Regions from separate parts of the Homo sapiens genome. Here region 1 is linked to region 2. A link is a loop called in an ENCODE intact Hi-C map of the cell type or tissue named here. Cell type or tissue: OCI-LY7. All regions are shown on one strand. Each heading gives the region's core, and the rest is flanking DNA. Links, peaks and the distances in the headings are about the cores only. Region 1 has its middle 58 kb from the start of PELI1. Region 2 has its middle 8.2 kb from the start of LINC00309.

What was found. Hi-C counts contacts between places; a loop is a spot of excess contacts. Peaks named below come from ENCODE experiments on the same cell type or tissue, not always from the same donor. Only the 100,000 strongest peaks of a DNase experiment are listed, where the experiment ranks them.
Region 1: a loop joins it to region 2, with 5 times the contacts of the local background. A loop is called at or near these places in 2 of 110 quality-filtered maps.

The regions. Positions count from the first base shown.
Region 1 is chr2:64,081,142-64,091,611 of GRCh38, forward strand. No RefSeq gene overlaps it. Among named protein-coding and RNA genes, the nearest start is that of PELI1, 58 kb to the right of the region's middle. RefSeq lists an enhancer at 5,603-5,792. In OCI-LY7, for the core only: no CTCF peak of the experiment used is centred there; DNase peaks (open chromatin) are centred at 5,430, 5,780, 8,770, 9,360 and 1 weaker place; H3K4me3 peaks cover 5,659 bases; H3K27ac peaks cover 7,389 bases.
Region 2 is chr2:64,208,436-64,218,905 of GRCh38, forward strand. No RefSeq gene overlaps it. Among named protein-coding and RNA genes, the nearest start is that of LINC00309, 8.2 kb to the left of the region's middle. In OCI-LY7, for the core only: a CTCF peak has its summit at 5,446; DNase peaks (open chromatin) are centred at 4,686, 5,626 and 6,356; H3K4me3 peaks cover 2,577 bases; H3K27ac peaks cover 4,488 bases.

The sequences.
Region 1 (10,470 bases), core at 1,612-9,611, 130 kb before region 2:
TGGTCTTTGTTATGGGTTTCTTTTCTTTCATCCTACCCCTTAAATGTTAATCTCAGTCTAATCCTAATCACCCCACCCTAATCCTCGTATCATGCAAAGGAATTTTCTACTTGGCCGGCGCCATGTTTTCTGCTCCTTACTGTACATGTGGTCGGCAAGAAAAACGGAAGATGGAGCCGCCATGTTGAACATGCCAACCCACAGGTAGCCTTTCCCTATTGGCACAGCTGCCGGCATTCACCCGTGCAAGCTTCCAGCTTGCCTTTGTATGTCTGCAGCTTTATTTTACAGGCTGCACTCTGTTAGAAAAGAAAATGATTTGTGGGCTGCTTTTCATTAAAAGGAAAACCTTATCTAGGACTTTCTTACTGTCACTATCTGCCTAAATAATTTCTTTTTAACTCCTATATCAAAACCACCATCCATCTAATTGCCTAAGCCTGTCACGGATACACTTTCATCTAAACAATCATAAAGCCCTGCCAAGTTTACTTTTACATATGTTACATATGTTTCAGACCCATTCATCTCTCTCCATTCCTACTGCTACTTCCCTTATTCCAGTTCCCCATCATCGTTCACTTGGGCTATTCTATAACTTTCTGTCTCTCTGCCTCCAGTCTTCCACACCCATTCTCCACAGTACAGCCACAGTGATCTTTCAAACGTGGTAATTTATTTATTTGAGACAGAGTTTCCCTTTTGTCACCCAGGCTGGAGTGCAGTGGTGTGATCTCTGCTCACTGCAACTTCCGCCTGCCAGGTTCAAGTGATTCTCCTACCTCAGATTCCTGAGTAGCTGGCATTACAGGTGCCCGCCACCACGCCTGGATAATTTTTGTATTTTTAGTAGAGACAGGGTTTCACCGTCTTGGCCAGGCTGGTCTTGAACTCCTGACCTTAGGTGATCCACCCGCCTCGGCTCCCAGTGTGCTGGGATTATGGGTGTGAGCCACCGCGCCTGGCCTGAAGCATTGAGATTTAATCACACCATTCTCTGATTCCTTATGGCCCATAGGATAAAGCTCAACATCTAGACTTGGCTTACAAAAGCCTGTCCATGTGTCTTCTGCCTGTGTCTTTGGCCTCTTTTCTTGCCACTCACCTCCTTTTACTCTCCATTTACCCACATTCAATTCCATTTTCTCAAGTATGCACTACTCTCTATTGGTGCTGAGTCACTGCAAAAACTAAGACATTCCTTCTGCTGGGAATCCTCTTCCCACTGTCCCCACCTGCCACTCTGCCCCCATCTTTAGCTATCTCCCTTTTCCTTCAAGTCCCTGATTCCAAACATTTCCTTTTACAGCATCTTCTCTGATTTCCAGAGTCTGGTTCAGTGCCCCTTCTATGTGCTCCCAAAGGTCTTCTTCCTCTTTTTTAAAATTAATTTTTAATTTTTGTGGGTACATAATAGGTATATGGATTTATGGGGTACATGAGATACTTTGATACAGGCGTGTTAATATGTAATAATTGTATCAGGGTAAATGGAGTATCCATCACCTCAAGCATTTATTCTTTGTGTTACAGACAATCCAATTTTGCTATTTTAGTTATTTTTAAATGTACAATTATTTTTTACTATAGTCACCAGGTTGTGCTAGCAAATACTAGGTCTTATTCATTCTTTCTATTTTTTGTACGCATTAACCATCCTCACTTCTCCCCCATATCCCCACTACCCTTCCCAGACTCTGGTAACCATGCTTCTACTATTTCCATGAGTTCAGCTGTTTTAATTTTTAGCTCCCACAAATAAGTGAGAACATGCAAACTTTGTCTTTCTGTGCCTGGCTTACTTCACTTAACATAATGACCTCCAGTTCCATCCATGTTGTTGCAAATGAAAGGAGCTCATTCTTTTTTTATGGCAGATTAGTACTCCATTGTGTATGGGGACCACATTTTCTTTATCCATTAATCTGTTGGTGGACATGTAGGTTGTTTCCAATCTTGGATATCGTGAACAGTGCTGCAGTAAACATGGGAGTGCAGATATCCCTTCAATATACTGATTTCCTTTATTTTGGGTATATACCCAGCAGTGGGATTACTGGATCATCTGGTTGTTCTATTTTTAGTTTTTTGAGGAACTTCCAAATTGTTCTCCAAAGATCTTTCCTTCTGCTATAGCACTTACACCATATTGTAATTGCTTATTTACCTTCTGCAAGACTGCAGCATTGTAAGAGTAAGGACCATGTCTATTTTATTCATCTTTGTATTTCCAGAGCCTCTCAGCTCAATATATTTTTACTGAATAAATGAACCCAAAGTAGGTATTCAGTTTTTAATACATGCTTCACTTTCCTAGTGGATAAACATGTCTGGGTAGTCAGGCAATTAAGAAATATTCTATATAACAACCACTCTCATGGTGACTGAAAAGAAAGAATTCCCCTCTAGACATCTTTAATGATTTTTTAAAAAATCACTAATTTTACCAGAGCATTGTAAATTGTGATACTCAAGCAGAAAAAAAAGATCAAATTAAAATCAGCTCTTGCTTTCCAATTTAAGTTGTCAACAGGCCTCTGTGTTTGAGGTTTCCCCAGGAGTCCCACAGGACAAGGAGAGAGAAAAAGGCTTATCACAACTGTCAGTCTAGACTCTTCCTACTTTACTTCTCCACTCAAGAGTGGAGTTCCTCTCCTATCCAGTGATCTTAAGGTTGCTAGAAAATTAAAAATAGTTCTTCAACACATGAAGGATGAAGGCTCCAGTTCTAATCTGCTCAAATATTCAATGAATATTTAACTGCAGGCTGACTGTATGCAAGACATCTTATTTCTCATAATCTCCTCAGGTCTCCTGTAAGTATTTTATTCTCTTGGACAGACCTCCGTTTAAGAGAGGGAGACCCTTACTCTATTGACAAGCCCCCCTAGCCTTTAAGAAGCAGAATAACAGCTGATAGTTTAACTTCCAATCATACAGGTACCAATCATGCTACTAATTTAAAATACCAAAAAAGAGATTTTGGTAATGGCTAATGGAAAGCTGTCATGGGTCAATATATAATTAAATTCCAATACAAATACCAAAAAAAAAAAAAGAATTTTGGTATCTTAAATTATCAGATAATTTTGCTCTGAGCTGTTTTTCTAATCAGATTGATTGTGATGTATTGCATTATTCACACTCTTTTATCTATTCATTCCAGTATATATTAGCCCCAATATATATGTGCAAGATTGCTGGTCATAGGATAGTTTTTCTTCAGGAGAAAATAATTGGTCAACAAAGGGGATCAAAATTTAGATTTATTAACATAATAACTAACTCAAACCCCACTTCAAAAAGAACTGATGATCTGGCATTCCATTAAAAACCCAGCATTATCTTCTTGGCACCCATATTAGTTTGCTTAGACACAACACCAGAAAACAAAAAGCAAATGTTGGCATTTCAGAAATGCTGTGTTAGCTGGAAATGAACCATGCAAACAGAAGCACATAAAGAACCTTAAGAGTCAATGTGTTTTTTCCAGCCAGGAAAATAGTGTCACTACATAAGATTCCCTTTTGTTTAATTATACCTAGTTCTCTAAATAAAGCCTTTTATCACCTTTCCACATAAAGGGAAACTTTAAAGAAACAAAGTGACAAAATAGATGTTTTTGAAATATTTTCACTCAGTGAGGTATGAGCTTCTTGTTGCAAACCCTCTCTAGTAGATGCTGGGTCCTGTGGTTACAGATGTACTTACAAGCCAAGGATATCTGGAAATCCAGGTTAATCAGCAGTCCAAAATGTCAGTCATAACAAACAACAATAATGACAAAGGTCAAATTAATGTAATATTCTCAGAGTAAAAGTGTGTATTTCTCCTTGTTATGTCAATTATTTTGCTCATGTTGCTCCTATTTTGTAGGACATTTCATTGGTCAGCAGGCTTAACTCATCGTAATGAGGGAATGAATGAAAAGGTGAAGATCAACTTTCTATTTTAATTCCCATTATGACAAAACATTTTTGCAGATCAAAAAGATGTTTGAACTAGTGTCACAGATCAACACAGAATTACATTCCAATGCAAGCTAATAGGAACAAATTCCTTGGAATTTGTTGTTAGAGAATTTGATATGTTGGGTCATTGCTCTGTACTCTGTCCTCCAAACTATATATCCTTTCAAAAGTGTTTCAGCTACAGATAATTTGGATTATCCTTTCCATTAGCCATTGAATGATTAAAAAGCTCCTTAGACTGAGGATAACTTTAAAATACATTTAAGATGCTCCAGCTGGGTACAGTGGCTCACGCCTGTAATCCCAGCACTTTGGGAGGCCGAGTTGGGTGGATCACCTGAGGTCAGGAGTTTGAGACCAGCCTGACCAACATGGAGAAGCCCTGTCTCTACTAAAAATACAAAATTAGCCTGGCATGGTGGCACATGCATGTAATCCCAGCTACTTGGGAGGCTGAGGCAGGAGAATTGTTTGAACCCGGGAGACAGAGATTGTGGTGAGCTGAGATTGCGCCACTGCACTCCAGCCCGGGCAACCAGAGCAAAACTTCATCTCAAAAAAAAAAAAAAAAGCTCCGATTTTGTTTTATTTCAAAGAGCCCACTGAGCTCCCAAAATGAAGAGGCTGTAAATTTGTTAGTCTGAGACCATCTACTGTTGCAAGTCTAATTCCATACATAGGGCCACCACCAAAGACCCAAGGAACTAAAATAGGGTAGAAGAAGTATTAATTCATTGATGCCAAAGGGTTGAATTACTTTGTTCCCATAGAATGGTAGGTAATGAGATTCATGACCACAGAGCCAAGGAGTTAAAAATAAAAGTATGTTACAAAATGATAGGAAATGCTGGCTTCAGTACAACTGAGTCCTCTCCGAAGGGCAAACTGCTTATCTTGATATTTTCTAACTCCCCTCACTCAGTCCCTAGTTTATTTACAGTGAATAACTGCCCATTGTTACCTACTTTGATAAAGGAACATTTAAGGACTGGTATCTGAGGCCAGACTGGATTAAGGCTTGGACCCATGCCTTGTCTGAAGAATTCCTTGTATTTGTGAAATTCCACCCAGACAACATTTTCAATGGTCCTTTTGTATTTAAAGAGGAATTAAAACACTTTGGTAAATAAATACGGCTATATTTGAAATCAGTAGCAATAATGAAACCATAAAAGCAGCTGCAAAGAAACTCTTGATTGTTAACTCTCAAACTTTAAAAGTCCTATAGCATATACCAAAGCAGAATAACATTCTTTTAATGCTTCTCTGCAAAAGGTTACATCCCAAGAGTCATATCTTTGACTTTAATTTCATCATAACAAGTATCACTTCACAGTTGTATTACCTTTGCAACAAGATACCAACTTTGCATAGTATACTTGATTCAGGGATTCCTGTCACAGTTGAGTTCTTTGAATAAAATCAATGAAAAATAGAATCAACATTTGCATTCATGCAGTATGACTAATATAGAAATGACACTAAGAAACATGTTAGAATTTACACACTCAAGTGAACACTGTTTCTTTCAACCTAGTCACCTTGAGAAGCTATACTTATTCCAGAATTTGGAGGATTTCTTTGGTGGGTGTGTTTATGAGAGAGGAGAGGGAGACAGAGAAAAAGAGGGAGATGGGAGTTGGGGAGAGAGACCAATCTCCAAAAAACTGCTTGTTCTCTCTTCCCCAACCCCTGTGCAAAACAACTTGGGAAGACTCGCAGTAGGGGATTCCTCCCACTACCCCTCCGCAGCTGCCACCTGAGCCCATACTACTTTGGGAGCTCCTGGCTGTAGATAGCAGACAGCCTGTGTGAACCGTTCATTCTCTTGTCCCTATACACCTGGTCCAATTCAACTCCTGCCCCTCACGATTCCAGATTTTGACAACTTTGTTTTTTGTTTTGAGACAGTCTTGCTCTGTCGCCCAGGCTGGAGTGCAGTGGTGTGATCTCGGCTCACTGCAACCTCCGCCACGCAGGTTCAAGTGATTCTCCTGCCTCAGCCTCCCAAGTAGCTGGAATTACAGGTGCCCACCACCATGCCTCACTAATTTTCCTATTTTTTTAAGTTGAGACGGGGTTTCACCATGTTGGCCAGGCTGGTCTTGAACTCCTGACCTCAGGTGACCCTCCCCCCGTCTCGGCCTCCCAAAGTGCTAGGATTACAGGCGTGAGGCACTGCGCCAGGCCCCAAATTTAGACAACTTTATGGTCGCTATGGTTCAGGTTACTATTGTTCAACTACTTTGTGAATTGAGAAAGATTTTTTTGAATTGCTTGATAGTATAGTGATTTTAACATTTTAATAAAACATTACCATCTCCATTTCAAATAACTAATTTCCCAAAGGTCATTTGACAAGCCAATTGAAAGTGAACAGTATCTGAATACATTGCATTCCTGCAGAGGTATGCTAGGCAAAATAACTGTCCTAACTCCATAACAAATAGTAGAGTAAAATAAGAGCCTTGTCATTGAATGAGCACTCATATTAGCTGAATGATTTATAATGATTTATATAGCATACCAAAGGACTGTAAGTGAGTCTACTGGACAACTCTCGATTCTCTTTCCCTGCTTTTGTCTTTCATTTCCAAACTAAGCAGCCTTTTAGTTAAATGAAATCTGAAGCAGATCATTCCTTACATTTGGGAATCATTGTTTACATGACAACAAGAGTTGATAGTTTTACTCTGCAGACACTTATAATTTAAAAACAAAAACTTAAAATGCAATGTTCTTACCTCTGCTTCAACAAACAAAACGTGGAAATATAACTGAGTCTTGGAGGATAGACATAGGCATGGAAGTTCTAATACCAGATCTGTCAATCAGTAATCAGTTCATCCTGGCCTTCATTTCCTCATCTGTAACTTGATGTCCAAGATCCTCTCTAGTTTATATTTTATTATTTTTATTAATAGTTATACAGTAATACGATATAACTTCAGGAAATCTTAATTTTCCCTTTAAATATTGGCTGCTTGTTGTGCCTTTCCTCATTAAAATAGGTTCTTAAAAATTTGAATGTCTGGATGACATCCTTTTTGGCTGTCATTGATATTTCTTCTCTTTCCTCCAGGGCAATCCTTTTGTTCTATTCTGGCACCATCGATTTTCTTCTTGTTGCCTTGTCAACTTTCCAGTTAGTGCCACTTTTTGTAGTATCTTCACCTTTTCCCTTCCTATTTTTCAGCCAATGAAAGCATATTTTCTGATCAAATAATAGCTTGTATGTAACCTTTATTCTTCTGACTATTTTTATTAATGCTTCTACTCAGTATTAAGTAGCTTAAAGGTCCAGAGTTCTCAGTTTTGTTCAATCATCCAAGAAATAGTTTTCGAATATCTGTCATGTGCCAGAAATCATACTTATTTACCAACTCGCAAAAGAATTCCTTCAATGTGTTCCATCATTAAAATGGGGAAGCAACAAAATGTGGCGATTATGTACACACAAATTGGGTGAGACTTCCAAAGTTCAAATTCCAAGTCCCCCAGTTAAAAGACATGTGAATCTCGGGCAAGTTACATTGCTATGGCTGGTTTCCATTGTAAAATGAATCTAACAGTTGGTTCCTCACAGGGATGCTTTGATTTTTAAAATAATATCAGTAATATTCCTAGTAGGGTACATTTAGAATAGTGCTTGACACATAGCATACACGCACATGTTAGCTGTGAGGAATGCTTGTACGCTGTGGCTTAATATTCACACACATAGCCGAGTTGACAATTTAATGTCAACCTAAATAACCCAACATTCCTGTTCCATCATCTAACACAATGCATGGACATGGTATTTTATGGCGATTATTAGGAAAACTCGATCTTTTTTTTTTTTTTTTTTTTTTTTTTTTGAGACGGAGTCTTGCTCTGTCGCCCAGGCTGGAGTGCAGTGGCGTGATCTCGGCTCACTGCAAGCTCCGCCTCCCGGGTTCACGCCATTCTCCTGCCTCAGCCTCCCAAGTAGCTGGGACTACAGGCGCCCGCCACTACGCCCGGCTAACTTTGTGTATTTTTCGTAGAGACGGGGTTTCACCGTGGTCTTGATCTCCTGACCTCGTGATCCGCCTGCCTCGGCCTCCCAAAGTGCTGGGATTACAGGCGTGAGCCACCGCGCCCGGCCTGGAAAACTCGATCTTATTACTTTTTTTTGTTGATAATTATCAAATACAGGCCTATTTCCTTCAGGGAAACTGGACATTAAAATCTGAACTTATAGGTTTAAGAATTCTGTTTTCCATAAGCACTCAAATATTTTTTCAAAAACTTTAAAAGCAAAGCACAACTTGTGCTCTGCCACTGCCAAAAAGGATTTGAAGCAGCAAAATATTAAGATTCAGGAAAACTGAAGACTCTTTTTTGTTTTTTTTTTTAAAGGCAAGAGCCAAGGAAAAAGGTGTATATGGCGAGGAGGAAGAAAAACTTTATCAGAATGCTTTCGCTAAATGAAGCGATTATAGTTGAAAACAAAACTTCATTTCCTTAGAGGGAAGCCAAAGCAAAGAGAGAACCATGAGACGTGTCCCAACTCTCTATTTCAATGAAAGGAAATTCACCATTCATCAGGAGGGATACTTTTTTGTTTGTTTCTAAGCTAGCGTGGGGTATACAGAGAACACTGATCATAATGGTTGAGAACTTTGATAGTAGTTATAAGTGGAGTTGTCCTTCCTTTGGCAAATGTCGTCTGACAGGTGCCTCAGTCTAACACTCAGGACGGAGTTCCTGATTCCTCCACCAGTGAGCCTCATCCCCTAAACAGTTCTTCCTATAATCTCTACTTCAACAAATGGCAGTTCCATCCTTCCAGTTGCTGAGGCTGATTGAGTGGAGTCATCCTTGATCCCTCTTCTTTCAAACCCTGTAGCTGATCTGCTAGCAAATGCTGTCAGGTCTGCCTTTAAAACACATTCAGAATCTGATCACTTTTCAAACCACCTCCACTGCCACCACCTTATCCAAACCATGATTTATCTCCAGGATTACTGCAATGTTCTCCCTGATCCCACCTTCAGTGTATTCAGATCCTATTAAATATGTCACATCAAGTCACTCACCTGCTCAAAACCCTCCAATGTCCCAATCTCATTCAGAATTAAAGCCATAAATCCCAGGGGGCTCTCCATAATCTATTGTCATCCCCATCTGTCACTTAAATTCTGTCGTTTTACTTCTTTGACCTTACCTGCTACTCTTCCTTGATTCATACCACTTGGCATCACACGCCTCTTTGCTATTGTAGAAATATCCCAGACATGCTTCTATTTCAGGGCCCTTGCAAGGGCCTTGTAGAGCTCTCTGCCTAAATGCCCCTCTAAGTGGCCACTCCCTTCTCTCTTCAGCTCTTTTAGAGCTTTATTCAAATACCACCTTCCCAGTGGGGCTTTCCCTAGCCTTCCTGTTTGATATTGCAAACACTTCTCCTCCTGCCCCAGCATATGACATTTTGCATCTGCATCTCCTCTTTCTACTTTATTTGCCCCCTCAGCACAGTTCACTATCATATTGTATATATACATATATTTACTTTTTCTTGCTTATTTCTATCTTGTACACTAGAATACAAACACGATGAAGGCAGGGATTTTTTTTTTCCTGCTATATCACCCGGTTTAGGACAGGGCTTGGCACACAGTGGGTATACAAAAATCTGTTTTAAGAAAGCAGAGGCCGGGCGTGGTGGCTCACGCTTGTAAATCCAGCACTTTAGGAGGCCGAGGTGGGTGGATCACTTGGGTCCAGGAGTTCGAGACCAGCCTAGCCAACATGGCAAAACCCCGTCTCTACTAAAAATACAAAAATTAGCCAGGTGTGGTGGCCGGCACCTGTAATCCTAGCTACTTGGGGAGGCTGAGGCAGGGAGAATTGCTTGAAGCCGGGAGGCAGAGGTTGCAGTGAGCCGAGATCACACCACTACCCTCCAGCCTGGGCGACAGAATGAAACTCCGTCTCAAAAAAAAAAAAAAAAAAAAAAGTAGATAAAATTTGAGGATAAAACATTAAAGAATACTTATATAAGAGTAATTCTGAAAGTGGGGGTGACAGACAGAATAACAGAGTTCAGTGATGCAGAGTTTTGCTGTTCTGATTTGCTATAGGGCAGTGCTTAGAGAAAACAGAGAAGGGAATGGAACATAGGTTTATTAACCAGTGGTCTCTAAAGTGTGGTAGCACAGCAGGGTGTGGTGGCTCAACACCTGTAATCCAAGCACTTTGGGAGGCTGAGGCAGGAGGATTGCTTAAGAGCAGGAGTTTGAGACCAGCCTGGGAAATCTAGTCAGACGGCGTCTCTACTGAAAATGAAAAAAATTAGCCAGGAATGGTGGTGTGTATCTGTAGTCCCAGCTACTCAGGAGGTAGAGGTGGAAGAATTGCTTGAGCCTGGGAGGTTGAGGCTGTGGTGAGCTGTGATTGCACCACTGCAGTCCAGCCTCGGCAACAGAGCAAGACCCTGTCTTAAACAAAAAAAGAAGTGGTAGCACAAGATGATCCA
Region 2 (10,470 bases), core at 906-8,905:
CCAGTGGATGAGAGGGAACCCTTTATATTTTTGATCATAGATATGGTTTATGTGCTCATCCACACTCTTGCTCCCCGTATCCATCAACTCTTTGACTGTGTTGTTGCAGGTGCATTGGGTTGTTTGGTCCTGGAACTTCTCCAACTTGCAGGTCACCAGGGCCTGAGGATGCAGCTTTCCCTGCAGTACTTTTTCTGCTGCATGGAGGCATTGTTGCCCCCATGGTAGCCAGCGCTGCATGGGAGCAGGAGGCCCTGCATCCTCCTCATGTTCTGTCTTTCTGCCACATCCTAGACCCAACCCTGCGCAGTACCTGTCTCTCCAGTGCCCAGATGAACTCAGGAGGGCATGCCTCCCCCTTCATCGGCACTTCCTGGGCCATCACTGTCATTGCAGGTCTCAAAACTAGTGTTCTTAACCATTCTGCTATATTATATTACAATTGGAATGTTGCTAACACAGACATAAGTTTCACACAGAGATTAGCAATACATTCTTTTCCATAGTATATTAAACATAATTTCAACATTTATTCTTGCACAAGGAAACTACTTATACAGCTAGGTGAGGAATGATCTGTGTCAGTGAAAGGCATAAGATAGAACATGTTCTTTTTACTTAGAGATGATCTTTACTATGATTGTGGGTGCAATAAATGTTATCTCTTTTGGAGGATATTTTCAGAGCTATTTAAATTAAATCAGATTTTTAAAATGCAAGTTTCAGGATATTACCAGTGATTTAGATACCATGATATGGCTTAGGTATAGTTTGAATAAAGAGCAAAATAGCAAAAAATTCCTGCTGTTCTCACCTCTCCAAAAAAGAAAAGTCTTAAAAACAAACAAACACACATGCACCTTTGGGTTTGAAGTTAGCCTTTGTTATTAGCACAAAACACCAAAATTACAGTCAAAATTAGTCACTGGAGTTATATCTGACTTTTAAGACATGCTTCCTCCTCTGTCTTTATCTTCCTCACACCCACAGCACCCACATACCAACTCACTGCCTTTCCCCATCGTACAGTATTATTGGAAGTAAGACATTGGATGCTAAGAGCTGCAAGGTCTTGGGTATAAGTGGCAAAGGTTGCTGTGCTTATGCTTCACAAGGTGCTCTTGCTGAGATAAATGGTAGCATTTTGAGAAGGATGGGAGTGAAGATCCTAAAACATATATCAATTTGAGAAGGCCTCTTTTGCTCTTTTCTTTCTTTCTCTTTCTTTCTTTCTTTCTTTCTTTCTTTCTTTCTTTCTTTCTTTCTTTCTTTCTTTCTTTCTTTCGTTCTTTCTTTCTTTCTTTCTTTTTCTTTCCTTCCTTCCTTCTTTCTTTTTCTTCTTTCTTTCTTTTTCTTTCTTTCTCTCTCTCTCTCTTCTTTTCTTTCTTCTTTCTTTTTTTCCGAGATGAAATCTCGATCTGTCACCCAGGCTGGAGTCCAGTGGCATTCTCAGCTCACTGCAACCTCCACCTTCCAGGTTCAAGCGATTCTCCTGACTCAGCCTCCCGAGTAGCTGGGATTACAGGCGCATGCCAAGACGCCTGGCTAATTTTTGTGTTTTTAGTAGAGACAAGGTTTCACCATGTTGGCCAGGCTGGTCTCAAACTCCTGACCTCAAGTGATCTGCCCTCCTCGGCCTCCCAAAGTGTTGGGATTACAGGCGTGAGCCACTGTGTCTGGCCTGCACAGTTTCTTCTATAATGGAGATGATATTATAATCTCTAAAAAGACCTTGTACAGAAAAGAAAATTCATAGTTTGTTAATTCCATTGTAAATTGTTAATTTTCCAATAATGTTCTAGTAATTACATAGTATTTAGTAGACACTTATTAGACATGTTTGCCTGTCTGAAAAAATAGGACATTCATTTAGCAAGTATTAATTTTACATACTAATGCCTAACAAAAACACTTAAGAAAAATGGGGCTACAGCCCCAATTCTTTGCATCTCCTTTTGAAAGCAGAATTTTTCTAAATGGTTATCGATATTTGCTGCCTCTAATTTCTCTCTTTTTATCACCTCTTAATCTTTCTTCAGACAAGTTTTTCTCCCATGAATCCTCTACTGAAGCTTGTCTTTTCAAAGTCACCAATGACTTACACTTTTCTTTTGTTTTTTTGAGACAGATTCTCATTCTGTCACCCAGGCTGGACTGCAGTGGCACGATCTCGGCTCACTGCAACTTCCACCTCCCGGGTTCAGGTGATTCTCCTGCCTCAGCCTCCCAAGAAGCTCGGATTACAGGCATGCGCCACCACGCCCAGCTAATTTTTGTATGTTTTTGTAGACAGGGTTTCACCATATTGGCCAGGCTGGTCTCAAACTCCTGGCCTCAAGCAATCTGCCTACCTTGGCCTCCCAAAGGGCTGGGAGTTCAGGTGTGAGCCACTGTGCCTGGCCTGACCTACACTTTTCTAAGCCCATTGCTCGCTTCTCAGGCAACATCTGAGGTGTGTGTCAGTAGCATCCGACACAGTGATGACTGACTTGTCTCTGAAACAGCTTCTTTACTTGGCTTCCAGCACACACCCTTTCTTTATTTTCCTCCTCCTCACTTCCTTCTGAGACTCCTTTGCTGGTCCCGCCTTTTCCCTCTGACCTCATAATCTTAGTCCTGTTCTCTTCCTTACTCACCTTCTTGGTGATCTCACCTGGTTTCATAGCCTTAAATATCATCAGAAGCTGCCAAATGTGCACCTCCAGCTCAGATTTCTCTCCTGAACTCCAGAGCTTTATCCAGCTGCCTGCTTCATATATCAAACTTAACAAGTCCAAACTTGGACTTCTGTTCTTCCCTTTGAAGTTGGCTCCACTCCCAGTCTGCACCCCATCCGTCGATGGTGACTCTATTCAAAACCTTTCGAGTCTTTCTGGACTCCTCTTTCTTTTTTTCTTTTTTCACATCCGAATCTTGTTGGCTTCCTCTTCAAAATATATCCCACATCCAACCACTTCTCACTACCTCCGCTGCTACCAATCTGTTCCAAGCCATTGTCATCTCTCTCTTGGATGATCACATTCACTTCCTCACAAGTCTCTCCACTTCTACCCTTGCCACACTGTGGGATTTGGTCAGAGAGATGCTTCAGATGTGTAGGTTCATCGTATCACGCCTCTGCTGGAAAACTCACAATAGTGCCCTCTTTCATTCAGAGTAAATACAAGTCCTTACAAAGGCCTACACCACTCAGATGACCAACTCTTCATTACCTCTTTGGCTTCATCTCCTGCTAACCTCACCTTCACTCATTCCATGCCAGCCACACTGGTCTCCTGACTGTTCCTCAAACACTCCAGCTATGTCTGTTCCTCAAATGCCCCAGCTATGTCTGTTCCCTCAGACGGGGATACTTTCCCCCACAGCACATGACCCACCCCTCATCCTCATCACCTGTTCACTCAGTTCTCACCTTCTCAGCAAGGCCTCCCCTGCTGCCTAGCTGAAACTGAACTTGCCTTCCCTCTCCACAGCTGGCACTCCTGATGCCTTACCCTGGTCTAACATTTCCTTTTCCCAAAGCATTTATCGCATGTAATATCCTACTGAAATTACTTACTTATTGTGTTTATAGTTTGTTTTATGTCTTCTACCTAGAATGTAACCTCTATAAAGACAGAGATCTTTTGTTGTTGTTGTTCACTGATGTATTCTAAGCACCAGATCAATGTCTGCCACATGGTAGGAAATCAGTAAATATGCTTGAATAAATGAAAGTTCAGAACTTCAGAGACAGGAACGACAAAAATGAGAAAAGTCTATAAAAATCATATCTGTGGGCCCAGCATGCGGGCTCATGCCTATAATCCCTGTGCTTTGGGAGCCCGAGACAGGAAGATTGCTTGAGTCCAGGAATTTGAGACCAGCCTGGGCAACATAGTGAGACCTCATCTCTACCAAAAAATAAAATTAAATTAAAATAAAATAAATTAAAATACAAAAGTTAGCTGGGCTTTGTGGCATAGCATTGTAGTCTTAGCTACTTGAGAGGCTGAGGTGGTAGGATTGCTTAAGCCCAGGAGTTTGTGGTTAGAGGGAACTATGATTGTGTCACTGTACTCCAGCCTGAGCAACAGCAAGAACTTGTGTCAAAAAAACCGCACTCCCCCCAAAAAAAAACAAAACAAAACACATCATATCTGTGTTGATTCAGTGAATTTAAAAGGAATTTTTTCACTTACTTCCTGATAACAGAAATAAGCATATGACTTTGCAAATTTACATATTAAAAGCACCCATGACAGTTTATTCACTTCAACTGTTGTTTTTGAAGAACTCAATAAGTGCCTTTTCTTTTCAACCCTTCTTTTTTTTTTTTTTTTTTTTTTTGATAAGCCTCCTTTTAAATACTCAAACCATCTGGGTATTTGTACTCTGAAGGCATCAGAAAGGCATGTAGCTAAAGCATAGAACTGATCAGGTTTCATGGTCAAAACGACACCTCAACATTTATTCTGTATCTTTGAAGGACAATACCCATAGCTCCCATCTGGAGAGTACTCACAGTGTTCATAGCACTGGGTAGAGGGCTTGAATTCCTATCACCTGTGTTTTCAGCTGAAAACAAGTGGGATTCTGACTCACAAGTTGGCTTGTGGGTAAAACCATTGACTACAGTTGGTCCGGGTCTGATGACCACTGTAGCTGTTACAAGTTTGTACTAATGCTTCTCTTTTTGAGACATTTCAAGTACTTTTCTCAGTATTATGAGGTAGATTACATGTACGAATGACTCAACATTTCTGAGGCTGCTTAAGAGTGTTTTCTGGTAAGCCTAGCCACTACATCATAGGTGCATGGTAAATGACAACATGGTTTGTATAGAGGTTAAAAAGGGCCATTCATCTCACTGCCCTCATTGGAAGGCCTAAAATAGTCCAAGATATTTTATTCTGTGGTTTTCACCTATGCCCTTTTCCCTTGTCCCAGGAAGACTTAAGTGGATTTGCTGTAATAACTGTGTTATGCTATGATAGATAGAATCTGTGTTATGATTAAATAGTTGACGTCTGTTTATAAAAAGTAACTTTTACAATTTATAATGGAGGTTATATTACTTAAAGTAGTTTTATTTGAAGAAATAAAAATTCATCACTCAATTTCAATACTAGGGCTTGAGATTACTGTTGTATTTTTAAATTCAAACCATTAGATGAATATAATTATAGGAATATGATAACATTGTAGGAATTTGGGGAAGTTTTAAAAATTACCCATAATTTCATCTAACCATTATGATCATTTGTACATATTTCCTGTCAGTCATTTCCTAAATGCATGCTGCTTATTCCTATAACTGAAACTAATACCAGTATCACTGGATGGTAAGTTCTTTGAGAATGGGGCCCCTTTCTGATGATTCTGTGTATACCCGTAGTTTAACACAGAGCCCAGTAGAGGCAGATGCTAGAAAAATTATTGCAAAAGAATGGATTAATAAGCAGATCTGCTGAGGATCTAAAACTTAATTAAGTACAACCAATGCTGGATTGATTATTTTGTTGATTCACAAGAAGAGGCCAAAGTCCCAACCCTCAGCAAAGATCAGCCATTCTATGACCTCCTCTTCTGCTCAGATCTCTAGGGGCAGCACGGGAGAGGAAGGGGACAGTCAAATGGTGATGTGTTACTCTCCTGCTTTGCTCGAAAACGATAGCAGTAATTTCTCTTACTTCTCCATTCCTTGTCTGCAGATCACCTGGCCCTAGAATGGCCTTATATCTCTGAGATACAGACTGACGCTAATAAATGAGTTGCTGATCCTAAAATAAAAGTGGAAATCAGGTTTGGAGTTTGATGTAAAAGCTGGAGAGGCACAGGTTTGTTGCTCATTTAGATTACAAATGTCATCGAAAATAGAAACCAAAAAGGTTAGGTAATTTCTAAATTAATCACTCTTAGAATAATTACCATGTCACAGCATCTGTGTGCTTTGGTAGAATTTGAATAACACTTTTTTGCTCAGAATAATGTTCTATTCTTGTCACCAAATAATACTTGACGTCTGTGCTCTTGTACTCCCGAACTGCAGGAAGGGTGTTGCCCTGAACAGCTGACACACCCTCAGCAATGAAGCTTAGTTTTGCTGGAACTTTTCAGGTACTAAAAAAAATCCCTTTCTCTACTCCCCATTCATTCACAGGCATGAGACTGGAGCTTTATTATTTTTTCTAAATCTAAATTGACTGAGTCAGGCTTGTAGTAGTCACCACTAAGAACAGACCACAGTAGCATGGAGAATATTACTTGAATCTTCTTTCCATCGGAAACTGGCTGTGAAAAGAGTAGGCCCATTAATCATAATTTGAAAAAGCAAGTTACAAAGGCTTGCTTTGTAACTTGTAAAGCCTCCTTTGATGAAGGCTTTACAAGCTGTCATTGCAGTAAGCAGAACTGAAACACTTTTTTTTTTCGTTGAGCAAACACACCTGGTCATTTTGGACATTTCCATTTTGATAGCTTAATGGGTGGGAGAAGATTCCTGGGCTTAAAAAATAACTTTTCAGCATTTCATGTTTCTAAGACTGAGACTGAATTAAAGGAATGTTAATCTGTCTCCTTTTATACCACAAACCTACAGAATTTACACAGAGTTTTGTCAAAAGTGACATGAACTGGTTGTCACTGTCTGGCAGATAGCTCCTCACTATGACACAAAATTGCCTTTATTTGAAGGCCACACATGACATAAGTAAACAATGGCAGTGTTTTGTATATTTTTTCTGTTACTTTAATGTATTTCAATTTCAATTATGTGGGTATAAAACATGAGTTGTATTTTTAAACTCTGTTACTTGATGATGACTACTCTTTTTCTTTCTGTATTAAAAAGAAACTCTTTTAACTGTGGTCACCATTCAGTGCAATGTATTGTATATTTCAAAATTGCTAAAAGAATAGCTTTCTAACATCCTCACCACAAAAAAATTGGTAAGTTGATGAGGTGATGGATATGTTAATTAGCTTGATTGACTCTTTCTACAATGTATTCATAGATCAAACAATCACATTGTACCCCATAAATATACACAATTTTTGTCAATTAAAAATAAATAAGAAACTATTCTAGCTTAAGAGCCTTATGTATTCTAAAAATGAACAATCAAAATGCAGAGACTGCTATTGGTCCCCTAATATGTGTTCTTTTCTTCCATAGTGATAGAACCCCTGATTTTTTTCTTTTTTTTTGTCGAGACGGAGTCTCGCTCTGTCGCCCAGGCTGGAGTGCAGTGGCGCTATCTCGGTTCACTGCAAGCTCCGCCTCCTGGGTTCACGCCATTCTCCTGCCTCAGCCTCCTGAGTAGCTGGGACTACAGGTGCCCGCCACCAGGCCCAGCTAATTTTTTGTATTTTTAGTAGGGATGGGGTTTCACCATGTTAGCCAGGATGGTCTCGATCTCCTGACCTCGTGATCTGCCCGCCTCGGCCTCCCAAAGTGCTGGGATTACAGGCGTGAGCCACTGTGCCCGGCCGAACCCCTGAGTTTTAAGCTAGGCATGTAGCTGTTCAGAAAAAAAAAAAGCAGCTGTTTTCCAATTTCCCTTGCAAAGTACTAATGGAAGTATATGGCAACTTCTCTGTCCTGTTGCCTCCAATATGGACATGCAAGCAGGAGCTCTGGCTGCCATCTTGGACCATGAAGACAAGGGTAACAGTGCAGATGAGTGGACAGAAATGTAATAAGCTTGTCTACCTCTGCAGCTTTGTATGAAAGATAAACTGTCTTGTTTAAATGACTGTTCTTTTGTGTCTATGTTTCTCAAAATGAAAAATAATCTTAATGTATACAATCACGAATAATGGAAAAGATAGATTTTATCTGACATGAAGAAACCAACATACTGTAGCAGACACCTATTGGCTTATCTGCCAACACTCTTTTTCAGAATTAACTGACTCTGTACTAGTGTCTAGGTGGTTATAGTGGGAGTTTCCAAACTCAAGAACATGACCCCATTTTTGGTTAAAGGATAATCTTGACCCTGGCTGGGCCAGTCAAAATCTTTCCCCAGGTACTTGAAAATAAGACGGAGAAAAAGAGAGCTTAGTTTTTTTGAGCCGTAAGACTGTAATAGTAAATATCTGAGCTATTGGTAGCTGTATTTGCCACCATGTTGGGAGAAGTAGCAGAAACCAGGTTGTGATATAAAAAAAAAAAATGAATCAGAGTCGAAGAGAGAAGCAAAGATTTAGAGACAGAAGAGAGAAACCATTCCTAGGTTCCTCCATAGTCCTCCAGTGCCTGGTTGTGTGGGAACTGTTGCTCACTTAACTTAACAATCACTCTTCATTTCTTTTTTGAGGCAGAGTCTCGCTCTGTCACCCAGGCTGGAATGCAATGGCATGCTCTCGGCTCACTGCAACCTCTGCCTCCCAGGTTCAAGCCACTCTCCTTCCTCAGCCTCCCAAGTAGCTGAGATTACAAATGTGCACCACCATACCCAGCTAATTTTTGTATTTTTAGTAGAGACGGGGTTTCACCATGTTGGCCAGGCTGATCTCAAACTCCTGGTCTCAAGTGATCTGCCTGTCTCAGCCTCCCAAAGTGCTGGGATTCCAGGTGTGAGCCACCATGCCCGGCCCACTCTTCATTTCTTAATGTTGATGTTTTTCTGGATCCATCCATCCTTAGAGAGGGTTGCAGACTGGTCCAAGACACTATGTGCATGGCAATGCCCTGGCAACTGTATTGATCCAGTGATGGACATGTGACCTAAATTGGCCCAATCATCTGATTGAAGATTTGTATTCCATTCCTAGGGGAGAAATTAGTCTTATGCTGGACGTGAACAAGGAAGTGCATAGTTCTGATTGCCATTGTCAGCTTTCTTGCCATCATGAACGTGACCATGCTTGTTTGAGGGCAACACTGAAGATGGCAGCAAGAATTCTAAAAAGCCTGGACCTCTGATGGCAGTTTTGAGTCCACCTTGGCACTCAAGCCAATATATTAGATAGTAAATGACCCATTATAGAAGCCAGGGGTCGCCAAACTTTATCTGTAAGGGCCAGAGAGTAAATATTTTAAGATTGCTGGCCGTAAGGTCTTTGTCACAACTAGTCAAGTCCTCTGTTTTGCTCTAAAGCAGTACTAGACAATACATATATGAATGGATGTGAATGTGTCCCAGTAAAACAAGTAGCTAATCTACAGGCTATCATTTGCCAACCCGTGTTATAAGCCAGTTTAAGTCTGAGTTTTCATGACTTGTTGCCAAAACTAGCAGATACGATACACTGGTTCTTGCTCATTTTCGGGGTCCGGCTGCATCTAGCTCTTAGAGTATATGAGGAACTCCAGTGTTCACGGCTGCTGGGCAAGATATTTAACAAAGAGTAGAGCATAAACACCAACCAACCATAAACATGTAGGATAACCATGCTGGGGTGAATCAGCTAAATATCACTCTGCTGTTATCCCTCCAACAAGTCCTCTTTGTTAGTTAAACTAGTCAGAGTTTATTTCTGTTATTTTTAAACAAAGGCATCCTTCCCTGTTCTTTTTAGATTTTCTTTTTGGGTACTACTTTAATCATTTCACTTATTTTTTTGGTTAAAATGCTGATCAGTTTTATATCTTTCTTCTTTTGGGTTCTCCATTTCTTTAGTTCAGTAATTTCAAGGCCAGGATGGCATTACTGATTCTTTTTAAAAACGGGTATCTGGGCCAGGTGTGGTGGCTCACACCTATGATCCCAGAACTCTGGGAGGCTGAGGTGGAAAGATGACTTAAGGCCAGGAGTTTGAGACCAGCCTGAACAACACAGTGAAACCCCATCTCTACAAAAAAAAAATTTTTTTTAATTACCTAGGCATGATGGTACACACCTGTAGTCCCAGCTTTTCAGGAGGCTGACACACGAGGATCACTTGAGCACAGGAGTTGGAGGCTACAGTGAGCCATGATTGTGTCACTGCACTCCAGCCTGGGCAACAGAGTGAGACCCTGTCTCAACAACAACAATAACAAAATGGGTATGTGAAAACTTTTCCCGATAATGAATCTCTGCAGACCTTATGATCAAAAACACAAGCTACCACTTGACAGGATGAGGTGTGAGCATAACATACCAGAAAGATTTTAGCATACATGCCACAGTTCAGAAATCCAATGTGTTTTGTGAAATGAAGTCACAACTGGGACTCATATCCCAGTAATGCTGCCATTTCTCAAAATATCTTTAGAATTCCTCCAATCTCCTCACTTTATTTTAACATCTGATATTGATAAAGATATATCACATCGTCATCAGGCTTGGCTCTGGATAGAGTCCTACCATTTCAAAAAAAAAAAAAATAGATCTCTCTTTTTTTTTTTTTTTTGAGACGGAGTTTCATTCTTGTTGCCCAGGCTGCAGTGCAATGGTGCGATCTCGGCTCACTGCAACCTTCGCCTCCTGAGTTCAAGCGAGTCTCCTGCCTCAGCCTCCTGAGTAGCTGGGATTACAGGCATGTGCCACCACACCCAGC